2 separate regions of the Homo sapiens genome follow, and region 2 is linked to region 1. Evidence: read pairs that join two places in POLR2A ChIA-PET (ENCODE). Cell type or tissue: Panc1. All regions are shown on one strand. Links, peaks and the distances in the headings refer to the core of each region. The heading gives the core; the rest is flanking DNA.

The links. Peaks named below come from ENCODE experiments on the same cell type or tissue, not always from the same donor. Only the 100,000 strongest peaks of a DNase experiment are listed, where the experiment ranks them.
Region 2: POLR2A ChIA-PET joins it to region 1 with 7 read pairs; 1 of 35 experiments calls an interaction of 5 or more read pairs at or near these places.

Annotation. Positions count from the first base shown.
Region 1 is chr9:130,831,441-130,836,809 of GRCh38, reverse strand. ABL1 (ABL proto-oncogene 1, non-receptor tyrosine kinase) reads right to left here and starts at 1,556. Exons shown (of 11, transcript NM_005157.6): 1 at 1,285-1,556. The coding sequence starts at 1,363. It overlaps LOC124902287 (a long non-coding RNA gene), which reads left to right and starts at 1,982. Exons shown (of 2, transcript XR_007061822.1): 1 at 1,982-2,091; 2 at 2,345-4,116. RefSeq lists silencers at 983-1,032, 1,503-1,812 and enhancers at 1,449-1,974, 2,213-2,262, 2,283-2,332, 1,975-2,501. In Panc1, for the core only: no CTCF peak of the experiment used is centred there; a DNase peak (open chromatin) is centred at 2,059; H3K4me3 peaks cover 2,259 bases; H3K27ac peaks cover 2,180 bases.
Region 2 is chr9:129,440,569-129,445,937 of GRCh38, reverse strand. All of the region lies in intron 2 of LOC105376291 (a long non-coding RNA gene), which reads right to left. Among named protein-coding and RNA genes, the nearest start is that of LINC00963, 45 kb to the left of the region's middle. In Panc1, for the core only: no CTCF peak of the experiment used is centred there; no DNase peak of the experiment used is centred there; H3K27ac peaks cover 1,722 bases.

The DNA of each region.
Region 1 (5,369 bases), core at 126-5,125:
TGTGTCGCCCAGGCTGGAGTGCAGTGGCGCGATCTTGGCTCACTGCAACCTCCCCCTGCCGGGTTCAAGCAATTCTCCTGCCTCAGCCTCCCGAGTAGCTGGGATTACAGGCGTGTACCACCACGCCCGGCTAATTTTTTGTATTTTTAGTAGAAATAGGGTTTCACCATGTTGGCCAGGCTGGTCTCGAAATCCTGACCTCAAATAATCCACCCGTCTCGGCCTCCCAAAGTGTTGGGATTACAGGCTTGAGCCACCGCGCCCGGCCACATTTTTACTCTTATATTCTTAGTTGAAAACAACAGAGAAGTCCAAGTGCCACTCCATCTCTGAAGCACAGATAGCCTTTCTGCTGAAGGCAATGGTCTGGGAGCACCAGTCTCAAATCAGATCAATTTCATACCCACCTAGAAGCTACGAAAGTGAAGACCCATAACCCTTAATTTACTTTTTTTCCATTTATAAAACTAAAGACTACAACAGGAAAGAAAAATAAAATAAAACAGATGTAATTAGAGAAGGAGAGTAGGTAGAAAGAACGCAAAAGTGAAGCCCTCCTGGCCCTGAGCTTCACTTAAGGAAACGAACATGACACCCCAGTACTCTGGGGGACTCCTTGGAAACGCCTTCTTAAATGGGCTCCCCTCCCCTGAAAAGAGAGCGAATTCCTAAGACCTCTTCGTGGTCTGTAGATAAGATGGGGGTGGGGGAGATGGAAAGATCACTTGAAATTCTGTATCCATAAATGGTAGAGTGGTGCTCCTTGTGTACATGATGCTTAATGGAAATCGCATGTTTTCACAAACACGGGTCGATCTTTTTAACACACAGTCCCAATTAACGGTGGAAATTCCACAACGTGGGATCCCAGGGATGTTAAGGCCTGGCGAGTTGGCTTTCTCAAACTTTTTCGGGGGAGCCCGCACTGTGGGGCCCCGGACGCCGCCGTCACCATCCGGCGTGGCTCTACCGGGGCTGGTGCCGGGGCTGGGGGCCACGCTCCGCCGGCGGCGCCTAGGGGCCATCGCGAGAAAGAGAAAGAGACAGAGAGAGAGAAAAAGAGAGAGACAAGAGAAGAGAAAAGAGACAGACACAGAGAGAAAGAAAGAGAGACAGAATATAAGAGAACTGAAGAGAAGAGAAGAGAAGAGGGAAGAAAGAAAAAAAAGACAAGACCCGGGGAGGGCGCAGGCGGGAGCGCGCGGGCGGCGAGGCCTAGGAAGGGCCCAGCAGCAGCGGGAGGGCGCGCGGCTACTCAGCCCAACCCGTGCGGCCCGGGCTTACCTTCCAGATAACAGCTGGAGGACGAGGACAGCCCCTTCTTGGATTTGCAGCCCACCAGCTTCAGGCAGATCTCCAACATTTTCCCGCGCCAGCACGTCGGGGGCCGGAACCCCTCTCCCAGCTCGGTCCGCGGGCCCGGCTCAGGCCCGGCTCGGCCCGCGCGCCCCCCCGGCGCCCCCGGCCCCGCCAGCCGCCCTCACCGCCGCCCCGCGCGCCCGCGCCCGCCCATGGCCGCGGCCGCGTCTCCGCCTGGCCGGGACGCGCCTGTTAACAAAGGGCCCGGAGAGGGCGCCCGCCAGGCCCGCCCCCGCCCCGCCGCCGCCTGCGCCTTAACCCCCTCCTGGCCGCGCCCGTCCGCACCCAGGGGCCCCTGGCGTTCCCGAGGCCGAGCCCGGCCCAAAGCCACCGCCGCTTTCCAAAGCCAACCCGGGCCAATGGCGATCCTCGCAGGGGGAAGGCCGCGCGCGGCCCGCGGAGGTCTTTCTCCGCCTGGAAGCGCCGTCCCAGCCCCGGCGGGGAGGGTGCAGGCCTGCTCCACTCCACTTTAGAAGCCGCGCGCAACTCCACCGCGGCCTGGGGCGTCTCCAACCTGCACCGCTTTTGGCGAGTTTCCCAGTACGCGGTGCCAGGCAAACCCTCTGACCCGAGAACGCTGGTGAAAATGCATATTCCTCTGCAGTTACCAATACTAACTGGTCTCATTTCTACTCAACGCGCGTCCTGTGATTAAGGCTGAGGCAGTGGGTGTCTGGGGAGGAAGTCAGAGCTGGCACCCACAGGACAACCACACGTGCGCACGACACCCCGGTGAGGCCGCACATCCAGACCAGGATATGAGGTCAGGCTGCGAACAGACGGGTGTGAGTTCAGAGTGAGAGGACTTAGTCCCTACAATGAGAATTTTCGGAGGCACGGTCTGGGCCTCTTCTCTGATTCATTTTCTTTAACAGAGAACTTTTCCTCTTCCTTTGGCCGAGTGCCACGGGGTGAGGGTGGGGGGACCATTGTTTAAAATCCATTTCATTCAATTATTTTAAACTCTTGTTTGGACTGACCACAGACAATGTTATAAAGCAGCAACAATCACAGTCGTGTTACTGGCGCACACCCAGAAATCTAGGTCAGAGGGAAACAATAAGGAACTCAATGGCACCAAATAATTCAATAAAATCAGGTAAGTTCCCCTCATGACAGGAAAAGGAATTTATTTCATTTATTTCTTTCATAAATGGTGTTAATCACAAAACTGTAAAGGGGGAAGTTTAGTCCACATCTTCTAGCCATGAAGAGTAAGAGCTGACGTGTATTGTGCTCTTCCTATGTGCCATGTTACCTTCATTAACTGTATTGCATCTGCGTAATGATTCTGTGAGGAAACAGATTATCCCAATTCTTCAGGTTTAAAAACAAACAAACCCCACAGATGCTCAGAGAAGTCAGACACCTTGCCCACAGCTGGAAACAGGCGGAGATGGACTCAACCCAGGTCTGCCTGGCTCCAAGGATCAGGCTCCCGACCAGTGGATGATGCTGACCCTTCACATCAAGAATAAATTCCAAGTGGATTAAAGCATTGGATATCTTTGGTCAAATAACTAGCATTGTCATTATATGTTTCAGAGAAAGCCTTGGTTATGAGACCCTGGCTACTTTCTAGCCTATCCTGTAATGACAAAAACCCGGGTATCTTCAGTACCTCAGGAATGGCTAAGTAACAAGATCTTCACTTGGCTCTGCCAAAAACAGCACATAAAAACTCCAGTTGGACAGGATGTAACCAGTGTATATCACAGGGGTTCTCGGCCAGGATGTCATTAACTTTCCACATGTGTCCTGCCAAATTCTGATCAACATACAACATGTATTTTTACTGCCATTGAATGGACCTACTGCTAGAGTCGTGGTACCAGATCAGGCCTCATGAGCATCCAAGAGGGCACCATCAGGGAAGTTTGCAGCTCCCATCATCTGGAGATGCAGGACTACAGGGCCCCCAGGGGATGGGTGCAGTGACTCTGGATGCTTTCTAGGATCTGGGAAGCGCTGTCATTCTGCTGGACAGCCTGCGTGTGGTGACTGCTAACATGTTTAGTGTTGTCTTGAATCTGTCAACCTCTACACGTAATGCCAAAAATAACACTCAAAAGGGTGCCACCAGTACCAACTAGTGAAAAAATACAGTATCTGTCTGTTTTGTTGCCCTTTTGGAAAGTTCAGGGGCCTTGGATCAGACTATAATAAAGTCTGTCATTATATAGCATTTCATATTAAAGGGCCATATTCAAATTGGCGGCTTAATGCCAAGAATTACACATTATTAGGCATTTTGGAAATTCTAGCCATATCCTTGAATACCGTCTGTTAATATAGGCCCAGATATTTGCTTGCCTTGTGCTGTTCTTTATATTGGTATATGTTTATTTTTTTAAGCTAATTATTATTACTAATATTCTGCTCTTGAGTCTAAAATGATCTTATCCTCTTAAATCCTCTTAAAATGAATAATGCTTATAAACTGTACCCAAATCTTTTTAATTTTAGTTATAAAACCATACATCAACAGATCTAACAAAATACTGAATTAGTGGCAATGGATACTGAAAAAACTGCCAAACTACACTTCTGTATCAAACCTGGCCTATACTTTCCATATCCAGCTTTTGACGCTTTTGAAAGATACGAAGAGCATTCTGTTACAAGCAAATAAAGGAGAGCTTCAATCTTCTTACCAGAAGAACACCCCAAGAAGGATTCCTTCTAATCAGCCTAAGACCCAAAAGCTATTAGCTAAAAAGAAAGGGAAAAGGAAAGAAATTAAAGACTGTGAACTAACTTGTTTGCTATGTTGCATTAGTTTGGGAAGAAATACATTTTTAATGTGCATGTAATATGTGCCAGGCACTCTTAAGCCTCACAGTAACCTAATGATTTTGTATAGTTTAATTCCATTTCACAAGTAAGAAAACTGACTGGAGGGAGAGGGGGAAGTATTCTGTCCAAGTTCACACAGCCAGGAGGTAGGAAGGTAGGAAAGTCTTGAACTTTGTAAAATGGCAGAAAATTTCCAATTTAAGTGAAAGGTGGATAATATGAGTAAGATCAGAAGATGAAATAAGTAACATTAACTGTTGGGAAAACATGTCTTAGGAGAAAATAATTCAGGGAACTAGAGCTATTTAAGATTTTTTTTTTTTTTGAGATGGTGAAACCCCATCTCTACTAAAAGTACAAAAAAATTAGCTGGGCGTGGTAGCGGGCATCTGTAATCCCAGCTACTCGGGAGGCTGAGGCAGAGAATTGCTTGAACCTGGGAGGTGGAGGATGCAGTGAGCAGTGATCGCACCACCACACTCCAGCCTGGGCAACAGAGCGAGACTCCATCTCAAAAAAAAAAAAAATATTTAGAAGGAAAGGATAAACTCCCCAACATTAAAGCATGGGATCTGAACAATGTTTCTAAAAGCATAATCCATGGACAATCTATTTTGAATAATGTGGGGCTTGCTTAAAATGCGGAGTCTTGGTTTCTAGTCTAGAATCAGAATATGTGTAATGGGCTGGATCTGAAGCTCCCAGATGATCTGTATGCATATGTAAGATGGAAATCCACTGTTTGGGGGCCAGACACAGTAGCTCACGCCTGTAATCCCAGCACTTTGGGAGGCTAAGGTGGGCGATCACCTGAGGTCAGGAGTTAAAGACCAGCCTGGCCAACATGGGGAAATCCTGTCTCTACTAAAAATACAAAAATTAGCCAGGCATGGTGGTACACACCTGTAATCCCAGCTACTCGAGAGGCTGAGGCAGGAGAATCGCTTGAACCTGGGAGGTGGAGGTTGCAGTGTGCCAAGATTGCACCACTGCACTCCAGCCTGGGCAGCAGAGCAAGACTACATTTCAAAAAAAGAAAAAAAGAAAAGAAATCCACTGTTTTGGAAGAGGGAAGAGTTGCTTATTTTCACTGGGAATAGGACGAACAGGAATGGATATTTCTAAAATTTAATTCATTTGAAAGCAATTTCTGAATTTAAGATAGGCATAGTTCTAGAACAAGTTACCAAAAGAGGACTCTTCTTGGATGATTA
Region 2 (5,369 bases), core at 244-5,243, 1.4 Mb after region 1:
ACACCCAGTATGTGGTATCTCGTTATGGTGGCCCCGGCAAAGTAATACACTCAACATACAATGGTGGAATAGGATGACCCACAAACGCTCTCCGTTGGAAAGGAGAAGAACAAGACTGGGCGCAATGGCTCACGCCTGTAGTCCCAGCACTTTGGGAGGCTGAGGTGGGCGGATCACTTGAGGCCAGGAGTTCAAGACCAGCCTGGACAACATGGCGAAACCCATCTCTACTAAAAATACAAAAATTAGCCAGGCATGGTTGCATGCACCTGTAATCCCAGCTACTTGGGAGGCTGAGGCATGAGAATTGCTTGAACTCAGGAAGTGGAGGCTGCAGTGAGCCAAGATTGCACCACTGCACTCCAGCCTGGGTGATACAGTGAGAGCAAAGAAAAAAGAAAGAAAGAGAGAGAGAGAGAAAAGAGAAAGGAAGGAAGGAAGGAGGAAGGAAGGAAGGAAGGAAGGAAGGAAGGAAGGAAGGAAGGAAGGAAGGAAGGAAGGAAAGAGAAGAGGAGAGAAGAGAAGAGAAGAATAGAGGCGGTGTGGTGGCTCACACCTGTAACCCCAGCATTTGGGGAGGCCAAGGTGCGGGGGTCGCTTGAGCCCAGGAGTTTAAGACCAGCCTGGGCAACATAGCAAGACCCCGTCTCTACAAAACAATACAAAAATTAGCCAGGCATGGTGGTTCATGCCTGTAGTCCCAGCTACTCAGGAGGCTGAGGCAGGAGGATCACCTGAGCTGGGAGGTTGAAGCTGCAATGAACTGTCATCACACCACTGTATTCCAGCCTGGGCGACAGAGCAAAACTCTGTCTTAAAAGTTAAAAAAGGGCCGGGCGTGGTGGTTCACACCTGTAATCCCAGCACTTTGGGAGGCTGAGGCGGGTGGATCACCTGAGGTCAGGAGTTCAAGACCAGCCTGGCCAACATGGTGAAACCCCATCTCTACTAAAAATACAAAAATTAGCTGGGCGTGGTGGTGGGCACCTGTAATCCCAGCTACTCAGGAGGCTGAGGCAGGAGAATCGCTTGAACCCAGGAGGCAGAGGCTGCAGTGAGCCGAGACTGTGCCACTGCCCTCTAGCCTGGGTGACAGAGTGAGACTCCGTGTCAAACAAACAAACAAGCAACAACAACAACAAAAACAAAATTTAAAAAAAAGAAAGGAGAGGGGTGGAGCAGTAGCAAGTGCTGGTCCTCATGAGTTCTGAGTCCTGCTGGGTGGATTCGGCAAGTGCCACCTGCCCTGGGGAAAGAAACCCCTCGACCAGGCCCCATGGTGCTCTCTGGAAATTACTCCCGACTCCCCTGTTCTCCTGCCCTTGGGCCGTCCTCTGGGAGGCCTCCTTTTCTATAACCTCCTTGACCACACGGGATGAGGACCCTGGAGAAGAGGGTTTCCCTGGGGGCTGAGCAGCTTCCTCGGGCTGCTTCCCCGTTGGCGCCCAGAAGTGGTTTTGTGTTGTTGACGGTCACAGTCTCTTTTAATCCAGCTGACAGCTCTGCGGACAGTGCCACCCTCTTTAAAACTTTGTAACTTTTGCCCAATTGTTGTCACTCAGCTCTTTTTGCCAAAGATACACCCAAGGCCGGGTGCGGTGGCTCACGCCTGTAATTCCAGCACTTTGGGAGGCCAAGGTGGAAGGATCACCTGAGGTTGGGAGTTCAGGACCAGCCTGGCCAACATGGAGAAACCCTGTCTCTACTAAAAATACAAAATTAGCCGGGCATGGTGGCGCATGCCTGTAACCCCAGCTACTCGGGAGGCTGAGGCAGGAGAATCACTTGAACCCGGGAGGCGGAGGTTGCCGTGAGCTGAGATCGCACCATTGCACTCCAGCCTGGGCGACAGAGCGAAACTCTGTCTCAAAAAAAAAAAAAAAGACACACCTAACTTTCTTCTAGACATGGCTTTCTAGACAGAACTGTGGGCCTGCAAGCTTTTCTGAGGTTTCAACAAAGGGCGTGATGGCCACACCCTTGGTATGATCTTTACCCTGAGACTGAGTCTTAACTGGGCTCTATCACACAGAGTGTTTCTTAGTTTTATTATTATTATTTTCTTAAGCCCAGAATATTCTTTATTGACTATTTGTAGAGTATCCATTTTAAAGAGTCTTCACAGAAAGTTTAAAATTCATAATTAGCTGGGCATGGTGGCACATGCCTGTGGTCCCAGCTACTCAGGAGGCTGAGGAAGGAGGATTGCTTAAGCCCAGGAGGTCAAGGCTGCAGTGAGCTGGGATCGTCACTGCATTCCAGCCTGGGTGACAGAGTAAGACCCTGTCTCAAAAAAAAAAAAAAAGAAAAGAAAAGAAAAGGAAGAAGAAGAAGAAGAAAGAAAGCTTAAAATTCACAATTAGACTTCTCAAACAATACATTTCTGGGGACAGACAAAGTTAAATTTAAAACTCTTATCTGCTCCAAGATCATATTGTGTGTTCCAAGCACAAATATGTCAGAAATTTTTTCTAAAATGTCATTTGGCACTTGAGTCTTGCAGAAGCGACAAACTGCCAGAGGGGCAGGGACTGTGTCTGTTTTGCCCACTTATTATGCAAAAGAGCAGGATTTTCCAAAAATGGCCCTGGGTGCTCACTCTAGGTTGTCTGGGTGATGAACTGGCAGGATGGGGTGGAGAATTGGATCGCACCTTTTTCCAACTCGGGGATAAGTGGTTCGTGCCCAAGCACAGCTTCCCTGGCCCACCCCAGCCTTCTCCCAGCTGGGGGCACAGCACCCAAGCTCAGCCTCCTGCAGCACAGGTGGCCTCCTGCACGTGACAGTGTCTGGATCCTCCCACGGACTATGGACCTTTGGGCACTGGGCGCCTGGAGCACTCACTTAGTTGCTCTTTCATTGGACCGAGATGAGGAATAGTTGCCTTTTTCAATCCTGCAAATCCAACATTTCTGGATTTTCTCTTTCCCTTTCATTTCTGCTTGCAAGTAGGTTAATTCCCTTAGATCCCATCTCCTGTCTGTAGGGCCCTGTGAAATGCGGCGTATTCGTTTGCTAGGGCTGTGGTCACAAAGTCCTGGGTGGCTGAAACACAGAAACACATTGTTTCACAGTTTGGGAGGCTGGGAATCCAAGATCAAGGTGTCAGCAGGTTGGTTCCTCATGAGCGCCGTAGGGAAGGATCTGTTCCAGGCCTCCCACGTTGGTTTATGGATGGTTGATTTCTCCCCGGGGTCTCCATGTCATCTTCCCTCTGAACATGTCTGGGTCAAATCGCCTCTTTTTTTTTTTTTTTTTTTTTTTTGAGACAGAGTTTCATTCTTGTTGCCCAGGCTGGAGTGCAATGGTGCGATCTCGGCTCACTGCAACCTCCACCTTCTGGGTTCAAGTGATTCTCCTGCTTCAGCCTCCTGAGTGGCTGGAATTACAGGCGCAGGCCACCACGCCCAGCTAATTTTTTTTTTTTTTTGTATTTTTAGTAGAGACGGAGTTTCATCATGTTGACCAGGCTGGTGTCGAACTCCTGACCTCAGGTGATCCACCTGCCTCGGCCTCCCAAAGTGCTGGGATTACAGGCGTGAGCCACTGTGCCCAGCCTTTTTTTTTTTTTTTTTTTGAGACAGGGTCTTACTCTGTCACCCAGGCTGGAGTGCAGTGGCAAAATCATAGCTCACTGCAGCCTCGAACTCCTGAACTCAGGTAATCCTCCCACCTCAGTTTCCCAAGTAGCTAGGACTACAGGTGTAGCTTTTAAAGCTTCTGCTGGCCACTGATGTGTGGTCACTTCTGCTCACATTTCACTGGCCAGAGTAAGTCACATGGCCAAGCCTCGTCAGAGGGCGTGGAAGGACGTTCTGGGGACAGGATGGTATAACCTGCTTAGGAGAAGGAATTGCTGGGCACAACGGCACCATCTATCATCCGGCTGGCACTGGTTAAGGCTTACGTGTGTGGGGCTTTGTGCCAGCAGCTTCACACCCTTAGCTCATTGACTCCTCATGTAGCCCCATTTTATAGGTAAGAAAACTGAGGCTTTGAGAGGGAGAGAGACTTGCTCATCGATCATAAACAAGATTAACTGACAGACTGAGAAAATCCTGAAGGTCTACATGCTTCTCAGGTCTTGCCCCGTTCCATCTTCTTGAGGCCAGGGTGAGAAAATCCTTGGCCTAGGATGTAGCCCACGCGGAACACTCACAAATGGTAGTGGAGTTAAAGATCTGAGTTGAGGCCAGGCGCGGTGGCTCACGCCTGTAATCCCAGCACTTTGGGAGGCCGAGGCAGGTGGATTACCTGAGGTCAGGAGTTCGAGACCAGCCTGGCCAACACGGCAAAACCCTGTCTTAACTAAAAATACAAAAATTAGCCAGGCATGGTGGTGCATGTCTGTAATCCCAGGTACATGGAAAGCTGAGGCAGGAGAATCGCTTGAACCTGGGAGGCGGAGGTTGCGGTGAGTTGAGATCGCGCCAATTGCACTTCAGCCTGGGAGAAACTCCGTCTCAAAAAAAAAAGATCCTAGTTGGGTGTGGGGGCGTCTTGAGCCAGCAATGCAGCTGCACATCCCACCAGGGTGCCGGAAGAGCTTGCTCTGGGGGAGCCCACACCCCACCTTTCAGCTCAGCTCTGCCTCCACCGTGCCTGCAAATCTAGGTGCTCCCCAGAGTGCACAGGGTCAAGGGAGGGCAGGGGTTTACAGAAGTAAATCCAACTCCTCCTGGAGGAAAGGGAGAGAAGGAGCCTTGTGCATCCCAGGACCCTGTGACCCTGTGATCACTCCTTTGCGGCTGAATCTCCCAGGCTCTAAGTGCCTCTGGGGGGTTATGAATTTCTTGTCTGCTTGTTTGTTTCAGCAGGGGTGGGCAGGGGGCAGAAAAACCTTATGTTCTTTTTATTATGCTCCTCATTTTACAGATAGAGAAACTGAGGCCCAGGGAGGTTAAAGCCACTTCCCACAGCAAGGGCTGATGATAGATCCAGGACTCAAGTGCAGCTGGGGCGGGCGCTGGGAGGACTGGGCACTGAGGCCCCAGGTGAGCCTGTATTAAGGAGGCTGAGGGTGGGGCTGGATGGGAAAGTGGTGGTGCGGACGGGGTTGGGGGGTGGGCGCTTCTCCCCCCAGGCCACCCAGGTCTCAGAAGGACAGAGGGGGCAAGACAGTGATTCTTGGAGAGATGGATTTAGTCTAGGGGGTCCCAGATAGTGAGAAAGAGAGAACCAGGCAGGGGCCCGGGCCCACGTGCAAGGGACAGTGTGAGAAGGAAACACACACACACACATCCCACCACAGACTTTTTCTGGTTTTGACACCCAACTCAGAGAAGGTCTTTTTACATTCAGATTTCTGAAAATGTCGTTAGAAACAATAATGACGATGGCAAGCCTTCCCTGAGACCTCACAGCATTTC